Linked DNA regions of Homo sapiens: region 1 is linked to region 2. A link is an interaction called in ENCODE POLR2A ChIA-PET data of the cell type or tissue named here. Cell type or tissue: A673. All regions are shown on one strand. Each heading gives the region's core, and the rest is flanking DNA. Links, peaks and the distances in the headings are about the cores only.

What was found. ChIA-PET counts read pairs that join two places held together with the same protein. Peaks named below come from ENCODE experiments on the same cell type or tissue, not always from the same donor. Only the 100,000 strongest peaks of a DNase experiment are listed, where the experiment ranks them.
Region 1: POLR2A ChIA-PET joins it to region 2 with 14 read pairs; 3 of 35 experiments call an interaction of 5 or more read pairs at or near these places.

The regions. Positions count from the first base shown.
Region 1 is chr6:42,255,621-42,265,108 of GRCh38, forward strand. TRERF1 (transcriptional regulating factor 1) reads right to left here. Exons shown (of 18, transcript NM_001395490.1): 7 at 9,084-9,234; 8 at 7,700-7,948; 9 at 3,719-4,103; 10 at 2,515-2,581; 11 at 1,343-1,482; 12 at 1,108-1,211. It overlaps LOC124901316 (a long non-coding RNA gene), which reads left to right. Exons shown (of 2, transcript XR_007059577.1): 2 at 1,854-2,141. Among named protein-coding and RNA genes, the nearest start is that of MRPS10, 43 kb to the left of the region's middle. RefSeq lists enhancers at 1,759-2,486, 4,564-5,084, 5,085-5,605, 5,543-5,592. In A673, for the core only: a CTCF peak has its summit at 5,492 (motif pointing right); DNase peaks (open chromatin) are centred at 4,471, 5,191 and 5,481; H3K27ac peaks cover 802 bases.
Region 2 is chr6:42,501,782-42,511,269 of GRCh38, forward strand. It overlaps LOC124901534 (small nucleolar RNA U13), which reads right to left and starts at 3,825; the gene lies at 3,719-3,825. RefSeq lists enhancers at 681-820, 5,463-5,582. In A673, for the core only: no CTCF peak of the experiment used is centred there; no DNase peak of the experiment used is centred there.

The DNA.
Region 1 (9,488 bases), core at 906-8,905, 250 kb before region 2:
ACGCACATTGAAAGTCTGAGAAGTGCTACACTGCCACACTGATCTCAAAGGGTTAAGGACAGTTCTCCAGCATTCTAGGAAATACTTGAAGGGTATCATAGTATTGGGACATTTATTTTCACATTTTCATAAAATCAAAATGCAGGAAGCTAGATATACTACCATGTATTTATATAAAGGGGAAACAGAGGTTAGTGATTGAGTGATCTGGTCAGAAGTCCAGGATGAGGCTGGGTGCGGTGGTCCATGCCTGTAATCCCAGCACTTTGGGAGGCCGAGGTGGGAGGATCACCTGAGGTCAGGAGTTCGAGACCAGCCTGGCCAACATGATGAAACCCCATCTCTACTGAAAATACAAAAACTAGCCAGGCATGGTGGCATGCACCAGTAATTCCAGCTACTAGGAAGGCTGAGGAGGGAGAATCGCTTGAACCCAGGAGGCAGAGGTTGCGGTGAGCCGAGATCATGCCATTGCACTCCAGCCTGGGCGATAGAGTGAGACTCCATCTTAAAAAAAAAAAAAAAAAAAAAGGAAGTCCAGGTTGAGCAGGTCAACTGTTAGCTCTGATTTTGGGAAGACAGCACCAAGGCATGGGTTTGGGAACATCTGCAGAACTGTGTTAAAAGTGGAAGAATGGAACCAGTTGGTGAACAGTAAACACTTTATTTTGGTTAGAGGAGAAAAGAGTTCTATAAACATCAAACTTTGGCTGATTTCCATAGTAGGGAAGAAGAATCAGCAGAGTATGATAGGCTATTTTAGACCAACTTCTGCTTCAGTAAAGCCTTCTACCTCCATCACTGGAGACTCAGTTTTCTGATGTGAAGTGCAAGATGTGGAAAAGAAATTCTAATGTCCTAGGACAGATGTACCCACAGTTCTAACTTTAGGAACAGATGTGGAAACAGAAATCCAATTGGAGATTTTTTTCTACAGACTTTAACATCCTGACCTACCCACCGAGAGAAGGAATAGGGAGGCGTGCTGATTGGTCATCATGCGCCGATTGGTCATTACAAATTGGTTGTATGGTACATGAGACAATATTGAAACTTGGGAAAATACTCTTCAGGAATTTGTAAAGCCTCTTTTTCATGGTTCCTTACCATCACATCACCTTTGGCCTCAAACAGAGAGTGCAAAGCAAATTCAGAATTGGTCCCTCCACCTGGCAATGCACTGGAACAGCACAAATTCAGAAGATTCTCCACTGTTGGGAATAAGGAGAAGCCAATGCATCAGAGAGAGCTGAGTGTAATGGAAAACACACCAATCCCAGAGCCAGTGATCTCAGTGAGAGAATCAAACCTCTCCCACCCAGCTCTTCCCATATGCCAATACCTCTTTGCTGGAGGTCATGGTTTTCTAGTTCTGGCCAGGGCTTCCATACCAGTGTGGCCTTGTGTGTGTCCTGGGCCAGGGCAGAGATATCTTGGAGTTCAGGGATTTCTGCTTGGAATCTCAAGCCAATGTTGATGCGTCTTTAAATGACAAGAAGAAAAACAACAATGTGGTCTTCAATTTGATGGCTCAGGCCAAGGGCAACTGTCAGGAACTTGAAAAAGAAGGAAACTAGTTCTTTCTGCAAGAATGCAGGGGCATTTCCTCACAGTGTGACCCTAAGATTCCACACGTGGCCTTTTCACTGGGATAAGGAACAGCTTTAAGATTAGGGAGAAATATTTTAGGAGCAAGGGGGCAGTCGGCCTGGGGCTTTTACAGCTCCCTGTAACTGGGAGAGGGAGGGTGATTATTTCCAACATAACAGTTTCCCAGAGCATGGCCAATGGTGCCATTTAACAACACAAAAAAGGGGACAAATACAAAGCATTCATTTTTTTATCTCTTTCAGATCACTTTCACAGATATTATCCCATCCGAACCTCACAGAGATCTGTGATGTAAGCAAGGCTGGAATAATTACTCCCATTTGACGAGTCAACTAAACCCTACAAAGGTTAACTGGATCAAGATCAAATTACAAAATGGTGTTGGAACTTAGGTTTTTTGATTCCTGACTCAATCTACTCACCACTCTACCACCTGGCCTCTTTTCTGTGCCTATCCATGAAAATAACCACCTTTGCCTCTCCTAATACCACCCACTGCCTATGCAAAATTAAAGTACTTAACAAGCCCATTTGGAGGACTGGCCAAGAATTGGGGAGGAGGGAAGTGAAGACATTCAGAAGGAGCCTCTTAAAGAATGAGCCACCCGGAGGGAGATGCCTGTGTCACTGGGGATGAGAAAGCACTGCCTGTGGAGCCAGACGCAGGGACGCTAGGCTCTCTGAATACAGGGCTTCATGCTTTGACCATGTATTTAGTCTTTGGCAAAGGCCTTGAAATACTGGCAACCATTGTGCAGGGAAACAACAGTACTCAAGAAATAACCACGATCCTACAATTTCTACAACTGCTCTCTCAGTGTAATCCTCTGACTACAAAAGTATTAACTATACTTCTCAAGAAGCTGAGGCTTCTGTTCTAAAGAGTAATTGACTTTTCCTTACGGTTCAACATCTACAGTCTGCTCTCCAGGCCCTGGGGTGACCGTCACGTTGCTGCCATCGATGCTGTCTAAAACACAAAAATCAGAGGTCACTAGTCAACAGGGAAGGAATGTTGAAAAAGACTAAAGCAAATGAGCAGTTACCTAACCAGCCATAATAGAGCTTCTCTCCTACCCAGCTCCTGCCAGAGTTATCCTTGACAGTTTCCAGGGAGCTGGGTGGAGTATGGTGCAAAATAACTTAGGGTTACCCATTTCTCACACAGGGTGAGGAGAAGCCAGCTGTCCCACAATGGTCTGCTAAGCGGTATGATTTCTATGCAATTATTCTTGCTCCAGAAAGAGATCCTAGCCTCTCTATGCTTGATTTTTATAAAGCATGCTAAAATGTCAAGGCTTGATCTTGCATGTAATACCTAATCTTATTTGTACATCTACTGAGTACATTTTCTTTTTTTTGAGACGGAGTCTCGCTCCTTCGCCCAGGCGGGAGTGCTGTGGCGCGATGTCGGCTCACTGCAGCCTCCGCTTCCCGGGTTCAAGAGATTCTCCTGCCTCAGTCTCCTGAGTAGCTGGAACTACAGGTGCCTGCTACCACATCCCGTTATTTTTTTTTTTGAGACGGAGTTTCACTCTCATCCCCCAGGCTAGAGTGCAGTGGCATGATCTTGGCTCACTGCAACCTCTGCCTCCCAGGTTTAAGCGATTCTCCTGCCTCAGCTTCCCAAGTAGCTGGGATTACAGGTGCGTGCCACCATGCCCGGCTAATTTTTGTATTTTTAGTAGAGACGGGGTTTCACCATGTTGGCCAGGCTGGTGTCCAACTCCCGGCCTCAAGTGATCCACCCGCCTCGACCTCCGAAAACGCTGGGATTACAGGTGTGAGCCACCGCGCCCGGTCTCATTTTTTCTCTCTTGCACGATCATTGCTGGCAGCCTTAAAAAGTGGGTGAACATTTCAACTGTTTCCTTATCCCAGAGACTGTAGTGATCACTTTATGCATCTGTCTCCCAATTAGACTGCGATTCCCTTGAGGATAAGGGCTATGTATTCCAAGTCTTTCTTAACACCCAGCAGCGCGTGCTACATACAGCCAATACTCCGCAAAAGTCTGTGGGATAAATGAGAAAGCTAAAGAAAACGAGATGTCCCAGGACTTTACCCAGCACCCAGAGCCCAGGAGGACGCTAAAGGGGTGACTCACTGGAGCGACACAGCAGCACCCGTGGTGTGGGCGTCAGGGGCGTCAGGGGCAGCTGCGGGTGGGCGCCAGGGCCGTGGCCGGAGATGAGGACATTGCTGAAGAGCCCCGAGCCCTGGCGCACCGGGCTCAGCATGGGTGGGGGCGTGTAAGGGGGCAGCTCGTGGGTGGGGTCCAGGAGCAGGTGGTCCCCGAGGACGCGCGGGGAGCGCAGCTGGCTCTGGTACAGGGTGGCGCCCGAGTAGGAGGCAGCGGGGTTCGGGTTGTAGGAGGGCGGCGGCGGGATGAAGAGAGGTTCCGGCCGGTGCCGGAACTTTTTCTTCTCCTGCACGGTCTTGAGGGGCTCCTCGGCTTTGGGCACACTCGGCTGATGCTTCCTGGGGATTTCCTAAAACCGGAACAACGATCTGATTCGAATACTTCAGCTTCCCCCGCAGGCCATTTCCACAGGTTCAGGGAAGGGGGCCTTCTACTGTCTAAGCAGAGAGCCCTTCTGCTTGACCCCCCCACCCCCAACGCCCCCACATTCTGACCACATCCATTTTAGGCAAAGCGAGTTCTGGTTGCTAGACTAGGGAGAAAACTAAGGTTTTGGAAGAAATCCCTAATTTCTGAAAGAGCTGGGGGTGGTAGGAATAGTGGGTGGGCAAGAAGTAATAAATTCAAATTCTTTATTGCTTATCACTACATTCCCATCTGTTTGAGTGGAATCCAGCTGAGTGGGCTCTTTAATTCCCCCATTGCTCCCCAGGGACGGACATCAGGAACAGATACCACATGTTCTGAGAAGGGGACAGAATAATCTCTTCAGGGAAGCTGGGACCGAGACCTGTGAGGCAGGAAGTGGGGGTTCAAGCCTAGCCAAGGTTCCTAAGGCCAGCGACCCACACCGGGCTCTCCTGGGTCACTTTCAGCAGGGGGGGAGAGCCTTCGATGACCTCTAAGGGCCCTTCCATGTGCTCACCTAAAAACGGATCTGGTTAACCTCCCCCGTCACCACCCCTCACTATTGCTCCCAGAACTCGTAGCTTATTTGTAGCAAACTCTTCTCTGAGGTTGGCTTCCTGTCAGGAGAGTTAGTTTATTTTAATGGCAGCGGAACCAAGCATAGTCTGGAAGGAGGATCTGCCACATGGATACATATATACTAATAAGTAAACATAGGCACGTAAACAGATGAGCAGGGCATGCCAAAGCCAAACAGAAACAGACTCGGGTTGTGTGGTAGCATCAGCCCAGAAAAGTCGAGAGCTGGGTGTGGCTGCAGAGGCAGTGTGGTTGGGAGGGGCCACGGGGATACCTGAGGGAAGGTTCTGGGCAGTCTGGGGTGCCCTCTCAGGCCCTGCAGGCCAGGGGCCAGTCACAGCTGCAGGTCCTGGAGACTCCTGAGCCCAGGGTGGCGCCTGGGTAGGAAGCAGCAGGGGGTGATGGGAAGGGCTGGCTACGGTCATGTGACCATCTGCCTCCAGGCCATGTGACCTGCCCCATGGGCTCCTCTGCTCTGGGCTCCTCTCCCTCCAGAGCTTCAGGCTCTGCCCCCTTCTGTTTCTCCCTCAGCTTCTCTGCCTTCCATGGTGCCATCCTGGCCTCTAGGAGAGGAGTCTAGGGAGGCAGAGAGTGGGGAAAGGAGGAGGGGGCAGAGGGTCCCAGGCTCCCGGCTCCAGAGTGAGGTTCCTAACTACCCCCGCCCCCACCCCTCCCCTATCCCCGCGCCTCACCCCCAGGGGACCCTCCTTAGGCCAGCGCGCTCAACCGCCTCTTTTCTCCACCAGAGGGCTCCTCAGCGCCTGAGGCTGAGGCGAGAGAGGGGCTGAGGAGAATGGGGGAAGGAGGCCTGTGCCCCCCCCAAGGGGAGCAGCCCTGAAGATACACTCTGTTCCCGGGTAACAGATAAGATCATCCAAGAACATGCAGACCTTATATGATCTCAACGCAGCACTGCAATCCAGACCTCTGATCACAGGGCCAGAGGTCCCTTTTGGGCTCCCTCTCCTCCAGCTTCTTGTCCTGTTACTCCAGCTCTAAACCTGGATTTTCCGATCCTCCAGGCAAGGCTCTGAGCCACTGGGCAAGAGAAGCCACCCAGGATGTCATATATGGTTGTCACTTGAGAGGAAACACTTACAGTGTTCCACCCCACCAAGCTATTTGGACACTTTGGGGGTGAGGCCAAGCACTGAAAACTTTAAAAAGCTGCCCACAGAGAAGGATGAGAACCACTGATGAGTCCAACCCTATCAAGGTCAGGGGAGGAAACTGAGGCTGTGAGTGGGGGGCAGGTCTCAGCTGTCTTCATCCCAGCTGGCTAGGAGCCAAACTGAGATGGGCACTCGGGGCTCCTTCCTGGATGTTTTAATTTCTTTACATTAAGTGCCAGGGCCTTGTTCCCATGTATTCAGTCCCACCTACATGCTTCCACTTCAGCCTACCGCCCCCACCAACGAGGTCTCTCTCACCCTTCCATTAAGCCAAGTTCATCCCTTCCTTCAAAATCCTGCTCAGAACTCTAATGGTGATCTCCTGAGCAAACTCCCTTGCCCCTCCCCAGTCCATAATGACTTTGGCTACCCAGGTGTATTCTCATCCAGTCACACTTAAAGCATCAATTTCTTGTCTGCCCCTGTCTTTCTCTTACCATCTTGAAGGGGTGGGGGGGGTGTGCCTGGGACTCTGACCCCCATGTGACTATGAACTCTTAATTGAGAGTTCCCCAAGGGAACTATTTCCCCAAGGAAACACTGTTTCTCCTGCCAAAGCACGAACTTCCCTGGGCAAAGAGGGAGCTTGGATGTGTCATTTCATCTCTCTGCCTGTTGCTGACCCCCAAGTCCTGACGGCTTATGAGAATCTTCCCCCCAGTTCTCCATCAGTTTCTCTTCTTTTGAGGACTTGATATTACACCATAAAGGTTTTTTTCTGTACTTTTCTAGTTGTATTCATTATCTTCTCTCCCTCTACCCTGGCCCAGCCTACCCTTATGCCTCCTGGATTCCCAGCAGCTACCTATTCCTAAGGACAAATATGACCCAACATGCCACTTTGTGGGGAGGGGGTAGGTTTGATATTGCCAACCACACAGGTCACAAATTCCCTAGGGGCAGAGAGAGAGAGAGAGAGAGAGAGAGAGAGAGGAGAGAGAGAGAGAGAGAGAGAGAGAGAGAGAGAGAGAGAGAGAGAGAGAGAGAGAGAGAGAGAGAGAGAGAGAGAGAGAGAGAGAGAGAGAGAGAGAGAGAGAGAGAGAGAGAGAGAGAGAGAGAGAGAGAGACAGACAGACGGAAACCCTTCCCAGAGGCAAATTAAGCTGTTTGAGTGAAGCACTTAAAATTGGAGAAAGGAGAACAGTGAGTGAGAAAAACAAATCTCTTTGCTTTCCTGAGATTAGGGGTGGGTGGCTCTCAGTGGAACTACTTTGGGAACTTTAACGAATTAGGTTCTCCAGGGTATTTAAGCAGACAAAAATATTAAGCAACTGGTAAGGCTGCTTGTCAGAATGGATGCCAGGGCTATTGCCTGGAAGCCTGCTGCGCCAGTGGTTACCTCTTTGGTTGTGGATTTGGGAGGTCTGGAGATCCTGGGGAAGGGGCCAGGGCCTGGGGCAACAGCTGCTTACTTTCTGGGATACAGGACTTCCATATTTCAATAATGGCTATGATTGTCTCAGTGACTCCCAGCTGAATGATCGTCTCTGTTTAAACCTGGGAACACTTTCGGGTCTCTCAGAATCTAACCTAGGCCATTAGTTTGGCATTTAATGGGGAGCAGGCAGTGTGAACAAGGGTAGGGTTCCCAATGTGGCCACGGGTTCAGCCCTGAGAGACCAAGCCGTATCCAAGCTCAGGTCAGTGACTCTGGAAGGGCCGCCCCATCTCCAAGAAAGCAAAGGGATGTCCCCACCCAGGCAGGTGGGGCAGAGCAGCAACTCACAGCAGGCGTGCGGGGGGCAGCCCCTTGGGGTGAGTGTGGGGGAGAGAGGGTCATCCTCACGAGCACAGGCATCTCGTCGTCCGACATCGAGCTGGCTGGCTTGTCTCTGGCGGAGGGGGCGGCAACGGTGCTGTTGGTGAACCCCTGAGAGCTGGGCTTGGGCGGGAGAAGCTTGACAGGGACAGACACGGGCATGACCATAGGCGTGAGGCTTTCTGCCTCGGGAGGGAGCTGTGGTGGCGGCGGAGGCGGAGGCGGAGGCGGCAGTGGTGGCTGGGGCTGAGGCGGCAGGACCTTCTCTCCTTCCTCCTACACAGACAATAAAGGCTTTGATCCTGGGCTGAGAGCAGCTCTCACAAGGGGGATGCACTTTGCTTTTCCCGAAAGGTTCCAGGACATCAGGTATGGGTGATAGAGAACCGCTGCAGGGCGATTTCCTTCCTGCAATCCTGAGTCCCTTGGCTGGAGTGATGCCAGCTGATGGTGGAAGAGGCTGGACTCCATTTTTTACAGTTAAAAATTCTTGACCATGCATTACTTGTGTATTAAACTATTTTAAAAAAATTGTGTGGTTGTCATGCTTTTAAAGAAAGGGACACGGACTTGTAATCAGTCCAAAAGAAGGTACGATCTTGTGTAGGAGTTTTTAATTCTATGGGCCTTAGTTCACTCATTTGTCAAATGGAAATAGGCATTCCATCCTAAATTTTATTCAGGTCAGGAAACCACACTGGAGATACAAAACATGTACTTTTAACAAGTAAAGACAAAAGCTTTTTTAAAAAACATAATCTGGCATGGCCAGGAGATGGAGTGATCTGGGTAATCAAAAATTCTGTTCAACAGAGATTTAATCCCATAGATTTAAATTAAGAGTAACAATATTAAAATAATTCTGAGAAAATTTTTTGATTTTAATCTAACTCTAAAATTTGTGGATAGTTTACTATCTGGATATCCTACCTGGATAATCCAGAGGGTATTTAAGGATCTTTGGATGTTGAGCTGAACACCACTGCATCAGTAAATAGAAAATTCTGGCTGAGAGCCTGATGATTATATTAGCTTTCTCTGGCAATTGACCACTAATCTGGAAGGCCCCAGTGGGCCTGGTCTTGGGTGTGTCAAGCAGCAGAAGTTTAAAAATAATATTGCATTTACATGTTTTCCTTTGCTGTCTTCTCCAGGAGGCAGAGAGAGAAGCTGGGATGCCCTAAAAGGCTTTCTAGCGCCTCTGATTTTGACCCTTGCTCATCATAAAGCTGGGGAAGTGGGGCTGCTTGACCTGGCTGGCTCCCAGCGCCAAAGCCTAAGCATTCCTGTCAAGGGAGGACTGTGCCTCGCCAGGTCCCGCATGGGGCTCACATCACTCTCTGTCTGACGGCAGCAAAGCAAAGCAAGCAGCACACGACCTAGAAAGGACCGGGAACTGGCTCCTGCTAACCTGTTTGAGGTTGGGGGAGGCCCTCATTCCCCCGTGGGACCGCATGTGGCCATTCAGGGCAGGCAGGTTCTTGAACTCCTTCAGGCAGATGGAGCATGTCAGCTTGTTCTTGGCATCAAACTGCTCCCCAAACGCTCCTTTGGGTTGGCCACTGCTCAAGGGAAGAGTCAAATGGAGAGGACACATACGTTGAGGAAGGGGAAACAGTGACTTGCCACAAGACCTCATACCCACCACAAACCCATTTCATTCATCCAATGATCCCATTGTCCATGGCACCACTTGTATCACCCCAGTGCCCTTTAGAGAACAAAGTTCAATTTATAGATGAAAAACTGAGGCTCCAGAGTGGGAAAAGGCCTTCTCAAAGTCATGCAAGAATTGAACAAAATGTCCTTCTTCATA
Region 2 (9,488 bases), core at 683-8,682:
CTATTCATCCTACTCAGTTTTCAACCTGAAGATTTGTGCTTTTATTCAACTCTGGAAATTTTTCTTTTAATATGTTTTTAATTTTTCCTCTCTCTCATATTTTCTGCTTTTATTTTCTTCTGGAATGTGAATTGATAGATTTGGGAGCTTCTGGTTCTACCCTCCATGTTTCTAAACATTTCTTTCATAATTTTTCTCTGTCCTGTTATACTACATTCTGGGAGAATCCCTCAGCTATTGTTTCCAGCTCAATAAACAGCTCTTCATTTGTATTCATTTTACCATTTCCCTCTCTTCTGAATACTTTTCACTTCCAAGATCTCTATTTGATACTTTTTCATAATTTCCTCCTTGTCTTATGGATTCAATTGTCTTTTATCCCTGTGATGAAAGGTTCATTATACTTCTCTTAAAATCCCCTTCTGTGAGTTCTATGATCTGTTTCTCAGGTACTAGTCATTTGTTTCATTTTGTTCTTCTCTTTTACGATGTGTTAGTAATTCTTGGCTCTGTGCACATCTTTTCCTTTGAGATTCTCTGTTGCCCCAACTATGGGAGCTATTTATTGCAGCCTTCTTCCAGCAACTGTAGAGGAAGATGATGGGGATGGGCCTATATGTAGCCTTCTGAGTCTGAAGAGACTGTTTCTTCTGGGTGTCAGCAGCCTACTAAGACATTGCCTAGGGACATAAGGATTTCCCCTCACTTCTGAGAGCAGAGATACCTCTGCTAGCCACTGCATGCACAAAGTAGAAAGTGGGAAGGGGCAGAAGTATCAGGCTTCTCCTACCCAAGTGTACAGTACTGGGTTAAAAATAGTAACCCTGCACAATTCATGTTCACCCAGAATCTTATTTGGAAATAGTGTCTTTACACAGAGACTTGGTGTCTGTGTCCAAATCACTATCTCTGTCTTCCCAGTGGGGAGAAGACCATGTGAAGACAGAGATTAGAGTGATGCATGCACAAGCCAAGCCATGCCAGAGACTGACAGTAACCACCTGAAACTAGAGCCTTCAGAGAGAGCAGGTGCCTGCTGACACCTTGATTTTGGACTTCCAGCCTTCAAAACTATAAGAGAATAAATATCTATTGTTTAAGCGTCCCAGTTTGTGGTACTTTGTGATGGATGCCCAAGGAAACTGATACACCAAGTAATCCTACCAATCACTCTTGCCCCACTCTCCACCCCATTTTTCATCTTTCCAATTTTTAACTGTAAGATTCTCAAGTTCATGATAATGTAGAAGCCTTTTCCATCTCTCTTGTAGGTGACAATAACAAATTGACCCGATATCACCCCCTACTTTTAGCCAAGAGAAAGAAATTTACCACAAGACAGTCTTTCCTACTTGGTGTACTTGCAGTTGAAACTCAGTGTTCCCTCCTAGACATCAGGTCATTGTGATTCAACTCTTTGAGTCTCAGTTGATTCATCTAGAAAATAAGAATGATAATACTACCTCCTACCCAACAGAATTATCATGAAGATCCATAAAGATGAGTGTCTTCGTCCATTTTCTATTGCCCTTTTTTTTTTTTTGTCTCGCTCTGTCAGCCAGGCTAGAGTGCAGTAATGCCATCTCAGCTCACTGCAACTTCCCCCTTCTGGGTTCAAGCAATTCTCGTGGCTCAGTCACCTGAGTATCTGGGATTACAGGCATGTGCCACCATGCCCAGCTAATTTTTGTATTTTTAGTAAGGAGGTTGTTTGCCAGGCTGGTCTCAAACTCCTGGCCACAAGTGATCCACTCACCTTGACCTCCCAAAGGGCTGGAATTATAGGCGTGAGCTACCGTGCCCAGCCCATTTTCTGTTGGTTATAACAGAATACCTGAATCTGGGTAATTTATAAAGAAAAAAAAATATTTCTTATAGTTATGGAGGCTGAGAAGTCCAAGGTCAAGGGGCCACATCTGGTGAGGGCCTTCTTGCTGGTGAGGACTCTGCAGAGCCCCAAGGTGGCATAGGGCATCACATGGCGAGGGGGCTGAGCATGCTAGTTCAGGTCTCTCTTCCTCTTCTAATAAAGCCACCAGTCCTACTCCCAGGATAGCCCGTTAATCCATTAACCCACCGATCAACTAATCCCTTCATGAGAGCAGAGACCTCATAACCCAGTCACCTCTTAAAGACCCCCTCCTCAATATTGCCATGTTGTGGATTAAATTCCAACAAAGTTTTGGAGGAAATAAATATTCCAACCATAGCAATAAGTTTGGTAAAGCCTCTTGCAACAGAGCCTGACGCAGAGTTGGGGCATTATATTTTCCTTATGCTAAGTGCCACTAAGATAATATTAGCAACTATGACACATATAGAAAGTAATACATGTCATCACAACTTTTGCACCGGTTATCCAATTCTGTGAAGATACCTTAAGAAAATAACATAAACTACTGAAACTTTACGCTTGAAAAATGTTCACCATAGTAATCCTTTAAAAAAGACACTGGCAGTAACCTGAATAGCCAACAATGGGGGAGTGATTACATAAATCTGCATTTTCCAATGTATATATATTTTTTACTATGCAAATGTTCTTTATCAATTCATATATATAAATATACTTATAAAACTTGTAGTATTTTAAAATATTTTATAATTTCGTTTTCTTTTTATTTAACAGACACATATAATGCTTATTATGTACCAGGCACTGTTCTAGGCATTGTTACAGGCACTTCAAAAATATTTAGAATATTACACTTATAAATATTAGCTCATTGATATATGTTTTACAATTTTTTGTAAAATTGTTTATGTTTAAAAAAGTATTACAATTCTACAAAAAATATTAATTTAATATAATCCAATAATATTCATGTTATTAAGACAAAATTCAACTTTCTGTTTAACATGACACATACTTTAAATCAATTATGTAAGACAAAATATAATTTGTGATTTACATTTCGAAATGGAATTGTTTATTATGGTTAGTTTAGGGACCAAGCCTATATTCAGTATAGATTAAAAGTAACTACATGCAGCTGGGCGAGGTGGCTCATGCCTGTAATCCCAACACTTTGGGAGGCTAAGGTGGGTGGATCACCTGAGGTCAGGAGTTCAAGACCAGCCTGGCTAACATGGTGAAATCTCGTTTCTACTAAAAATACAAAAATGGCCGGGCGCTGTGGCTCACCCCTGTAATCCCAGCTCTTTGGGAGGCCGAGGTGGGTGGATCACGAGGTCAGGAGATGGAGACCATCCCGGCCAACATGGTGAAACCCCACCTCCACTAAAAAAAAAAAAAAAACATAAAAATTAGCCGGGAGTGGTGGCGGGCGCCTGTAGTCCCAGCTATTCCGGAGGCTGAGGCAGGAGAATGGCGTGAACCCGGGAGGTGGAGCTTGCAGTGAGCCGAGATCGCGCCACTGCACTCCAGCCTGGGCGACAGAGCGAGACTCCGTCTAAAAAAAAAAAAAAAAAAAAAAAATTAGCTGGGCGTGGTAGCACACGCCTGTAACCCCAGCTTCTCTCGAGGCTGAGGCATAAGAATCACTTGAACTCAGGAGGCAGAGGTTGCAGTGAGCCAAGATCAAACCACTGCACTACAGCCTGGGCAACAAAGTAAGACTCTGTCTCTAAAATAAAATAAAAGTAACTACATGCTATGGCAGTCAAATGGACAAAAGCTATTGTGATTGCCTAGTGTTTAGAATTTTTGCATTTTAGCTTAAAATATCAACTTTTTTAAATTAAAAATTTCTTTTCACATCAGATGAGTAATGTGCTGATGTCATAACAAGGAAGTTTGAAGGAGTCACATCTCACATATTAGCATGAAAACCCAATCATCACCCTTATGAATCACAAACGGATCTCAACTGTTTTATTTTTGGACATTTTATGTTTTGTTTCAAAACAAAGAGATGAGAGATTTCAGGCTGTCATTTGCAAACAATTTTCTACAAGTACATTTGGAAATGGAATTGGGGTATGGATAATCATTATTCCCAGTAAATGAATTGTTCCTTGCTATAGTTTGAATGTGTCCCCTAAATTTCTTTCTTTTTTTTTTTTTTTTTTTTTTTTGAGACACGTCTCACTCTGCCATCCAGGCTGGAGTGCAGTGGTGCAATCTCAGCTCACTGCAACCTCCACCCTCCCGAGTTCAAGCAATTCTCCTGCCTCAGACTCCTGAGTAGCTGGGATTACAGGCACCCACCACTATGCCCGGCTAATTTTTGTATTTTTAGTAGAGATGGGGTTTCACCATGTTGGCCAGGCTGGTCTCAAACTCCTGACCTCAGGTGATCCACCCATCTCGACCTCCCAAAGTGCTGGGATTACAGGCGTGAGCCACCGCACCTGGCCAGCATAATGTTTTTAAGGTTCATCCATGTTATAGCATGAGTCCGTGTGGAATTTATAACAGTCCAATAGACTTCTTAGGTGTTAGTCCCCAGTGTGTTGTGCTGAGCGGGGTATGGACTGAGGCACTGGCTTATCATCTCCACTAACCCTGTGTGTATCCACGTGACACACATCCAGAGGCTCTCATGCTGCTCAGCTTTAAAGGGGCAATGTTTCAAATTAAAAACTGAGCTACTTTTTATTTTTTGAAATTAAAACAAATGCCATTGCTGTCTTTGACAATGTGACCCCCCCCTGGAAAGATGTTCATGAATCCTCTAGAGAATCACGAGCACCTTATGGGACCCCCATGAGGTGGACCTTTTTGCAGCCATTAGATGTGATGCTCATGAAGACAAAATCTACGAGAAAAATGTTTATGATCTAATGTCACAGGGGAAAGTGTAATACAAGGTCATAGTATGCTATGAAAATTAGAGGAAGACCATTTAAAACTGCGTAAAGACACTTCTGATGAGAAGACAGAAAGGGAATGTACAAAATAATAACAATACCATGCTGGATGGTAGAACCATGGGTACATTTTTTTCCCTCCTGAACTTTCCAAAGATCTGTAATGTGCTTATATTACTTTCATAATTTAAACAATGATCACTGGCCTTGAGCAGCTTTTTGCTCAAGTCAACCTTGGTTCAAGCCATCACAAAAGTACATGCAGACCCTCATGTATCAATAGATAGGAATCTTTAAGTTAAATGATTGGAAAATTACACAGGAACCACTTTCTAATGTTCACTTTGGAAAGATAACTGCCATTGGCTTGCCTTTTAGAAGACAGCTTCTTTTAATGAGGCCCTTTTTGTACTTCATTAATCCACCCCCAACGGCCTTTAATTAGACCAAATTCTGTTTCCCACACACTTCTTTAAACAAAAGAACAGTACATTCATGTAATGTACCAGGCCACCTATTTAGCCCACCTGTTTTAATGTGTTGGGAAGGACATCGGCTTGGTTGTTCAGGAGGTCTGAGGTCTAACCGTAGCTGTGTGGACTCTGGCAAGTGAAACTCCCTTCTGAACTTTTTTCTTTCTCATCTGTTCCATGTGAATGGGAGTCCTGACTTCTATGGAGCTCTAAGTGAGAAGGAAATTCTCAGCTCCTTAAATGATCTCTGTATTTCTCATAAGTAGACATACTCAGGCTGAAAAGCAGGAAAGTAGAAGTGTGATCAAAAGGCTGGAAAGCAGGAAAGGGAAGTGTGATCAAAAAGGGTTCACATGAAAATAAGCAAGACAGGAGAGAAAGCACCGGAGGGTGAACCTCAGGAGACCTGAATTCTACTCCCAGCTCTGCCACTGGTCACTGGCAATCCTGAGTTAGTCATTTCCCTTCTTTAGGGCTCAGTTTCTTCTTCTGTGAAATTAGGTGACAGGTCCTAAGGCCCCTCCGGTCACAAATTCTATATATATATATATTTTTTTTTTTTTGAGATGGAGTTTCACTCTTATTGCCCAGGCTGGAGTGCAATGGCGCGATCTCAGTTCACCACAGCCTCCACCTCCTAGGTTCAAGCGATTCTCCTGTCTCAGCCTCCCGAGTAGCTGCGATTACAGGCATGTGCCACCACGCCCGGCTAATTTTGTATTTTTAGTAGAGGCGGGGTTTTTCCATGTTGATCAGGCTGGTCGTGAACTCCCGACATCAGGTGATCTGTCCACCTTGGCCTCCCAAAGTGCTGGGATTATAGGCATGAGCTACTGCGCCCGCCCCCCTCCCTCCTGTCACAAATTCTATTAATATGTGATGCTATATCACAGGACAAGGATTGCCTATTTAGCCTCACTTGGTTCTTACAGGACCTCTTTGTTATTCAAAGGACTCAGCAAAATGTTGACTTTTTAATCTTTTAATTCATTCTCCCGTCATCTGTGAAGTAAATCAGAGGAGAAAATCCAGATCAACATTCCCATTTAAGCCAGTTTCTTGAGGCTGATACTTAACAAACAATAAACTGATGAATCATGAGATGGCCTTGGAAAATATTAGACACTTAAATCTTCTCAACATTTTTCAGGAAATAGGCTGTAAATGGGGGAAGAAAAAAATGTAAATGTGTTCAAGATGGGGAATTGTCTTAAATAAAAATAACTACATTTTATTTTTAAATTAAAAAAAAAAATACTTCCCCTGCAAGAACACTTAGGATGAGAACAAAAATACTATTAGGGTTTTTTTTCTTTAGAACTCACAGCCAACTCTTGCTAAACAGAGCATTTTGGAAAATTTGCATCATGGCTGCAGATTCAGGCAAGGAGGGTGGTTGGGATGGGTGACTTTTCCAGCCACTTTCCCAGTTACTTGGTTTCCCTGATGGTGACACTCTGCTGTAAAACCAAATGCCACAATCATCAGGGGAAGGTGTGGGGTAAAAGCATGGAGGTGGCAACGTTTATCTTCCGGCTCAGTACCTGGTTGTCTCCTGCAGTGGCAACTCCTCTAAAAAGGTGCCCACTAAGGCCAGGCGCAGTGGCTCACGCCTGTAATCCCAGCACTTTGGGAGGCCGAGGCAGGCGGATCATGAAGTCAGGAGATCAAGACCATCCTGGCCAACATGGTGAAACCTCGTCTCTACTAAAAAAAAAAATACAAAAAATTAGCCGGGCGTGGTGGCAGGCGCCTGTAGTCCCAGCTACTTGGGGGGCTGAGGCAGGAGAATATTGTGAACCCGGGAGGTGGGCTTGCAGTGAGCCGAGATCGTGCCACTGCACTCCAGCCTAGGCAACAGAGCAAGACTCTGTCTCAAAAAAAAAAAAAAAAAAAAAAGGTGCCCACTACACCCATAATCCTTTTTGTTTCTTTCTTTTTTTCCACACAGTCAAAGCTTTTTCCCAGGACAAAACTTCTAAGTGTATTGTTCAGATCTATAAGTGATCGAGCATGTCCTACATGGCGTTATATGTTCCCTATGTTGATAAGCTTCTACAGGATTCAAAGGCAGAATTTTCCAGCTACAGTTACAGTCACCAGCCTGGGTTGAGATAGCATGGGGATGTGAGAGGAAGGGGTGTTTCTAGGGTCTATCCATCAGGGTTCAGTTGCAGAAACCACTAGGGCTAACTTAAACAAATGATTCCTTGACAAGAGAAATAGGTACTTAAAAAATTGTTTGAGGGGCTGTAGGAAGAGCCCTACGGTGACCTTCCAAGAATGACTCCCCAGAACAAGATGGCAGAAGTGGCCCATAAGGGAGCTGCTTCTTCTGTCACTACAATAAGTTGGAGAATCAGGAAATACCAGAAATACTAGGATCACATCGTTCCTGACACCCACAAAGCTAAGAACCAGACACTGGGACTCTTCCCACTTCTGTCACAGAACTCCATTTATCTCCACACATGTGCATGCCAGGAGAATGACAGAGAATAGCAGAACTGTGGCCCCCACCTTATATCTGTCTTCCAAACTCCCAAGTGAGTTTCCTTGATGGACTCAGAACTCAGCTCTAAAGGAGTCTAGGAAATTAATAGTCTTTCTCTTTTTATCTGAAGCATTTAGCAAGGCATATTAGCGGAAAAATTACCCCCACTTGTTTCTGCCCTGGAATCCTATAAAAGTTGATCAACCTTGGGAACATATAACCCATTGTAGGGTATTCTCAACCACTTATAGCTCAGAACAATGCATTTCAAAGTTTTGCTGGGAGTCGGAATGGAGCTGAGTGGGCCTATCTGTAATATTTGTCATGGAGTGGGGAAAAACACAATTCCCCCTAGGCCCCTTAAGGTTCACTATGATACACCAAAGCCAGCCCTGAACATCATCATGTGTATAAGAAGAATCTATGCAAAGTGTAAGACCTTCTGGTGGGGGAGGACTCTGAGTACAGAATATAAATCACTCTTGGCTTCCCAGAGCTTACGCTGACTCATTTGAGAAACAGAAAAAGTGACTGGCAGGCCAACATATACATACACATGCATATAATATACATATATGCACACACATATATATGAAACTTTTGAAAAAAATGCACTAGGGAATTTATTATTTGCATATTTAAAAAATCTACCTTAGATAGCATCAGTATGTAGAGGCTAGGGACATGTTCAATTCCAACATTTATTGAGGGCTGACTGAGTACCAACTGAGGGCTAGATACATCCATGCGGGCTTTTCCATTTAGTCTTCATAATATGTGAATGTAGAATTCCAGAAGCATGAGATAGCTAGACACATAGATATCCTTGGATATATAAAACAGTTATTAGATTTCCCTGGCTGGAAAATTTAGGGATAGAAACTGAGTATGTGTGTAGATGATGCATTTATCTTTATTGAGAAAGTGAGCATTGAGAGGAAGGTGCACTCATTTAGAGAAGATGTCGGATTTCCAAAATCAGACATGTGGGGAATAAATATGTGTAGCTCACATGGCATTGCACTGCTGATGATCATCTTAACTATAATTTAAAGGTTAGATTATAATTTAATGGTGTTATGAATGAAGTGTTATGACCTCGGCATACTGCCTGGTTGATGTGTGCCTGTATATGCACACTTGTGTGTCTTGGGGAGGGGGACGTTCTGTTTCAGAAGTCACCAAAAAGAAAGTTATTCTTCTACTTAAGAGGAAGCAGTAAAACACTAACCCACTGACACAACACATCACAAAACACAGAACACAGAAGTAGCTGGTCAGAACTCTCATATTCAAAGGCAGATCTTCCATCTCCAGCAGCCAAAGACTTAAGCCATGTTCCGGGTAAAGTAACAAGAGGAAGGTGTTTTTCGGAACCATCCTGAGGAAATCAAAGGCTTTTGGGGGGCAACTGAATGGGTAAGGATTCTGTATTTATAGGTAGAATGTGTCCAAGATGGATGGAGGAAGACCTCCTGATTTGGGAGGTAAGTCTTGCCACCAGGTGGCACACACTATTGTCTTTCTTGTTCTTTTTTATTTCTTTAATTTTCTATATTGATAGTAATAATAATAATGGTATCTATTGAGTTTTGTTTTTGTTTTTGTTTTTGTTTGAGACAGAGTCTTGCTCTGTCACCCAGGCTGGAGAGCAGTGGTGTGATCTCAGCTCCCTGCAACCTCTGCCTGCTGGATTTAAGCAATTCTCCTGCCTCAGCCTCCTGAGTAGCTGGGATTACAGGCACATG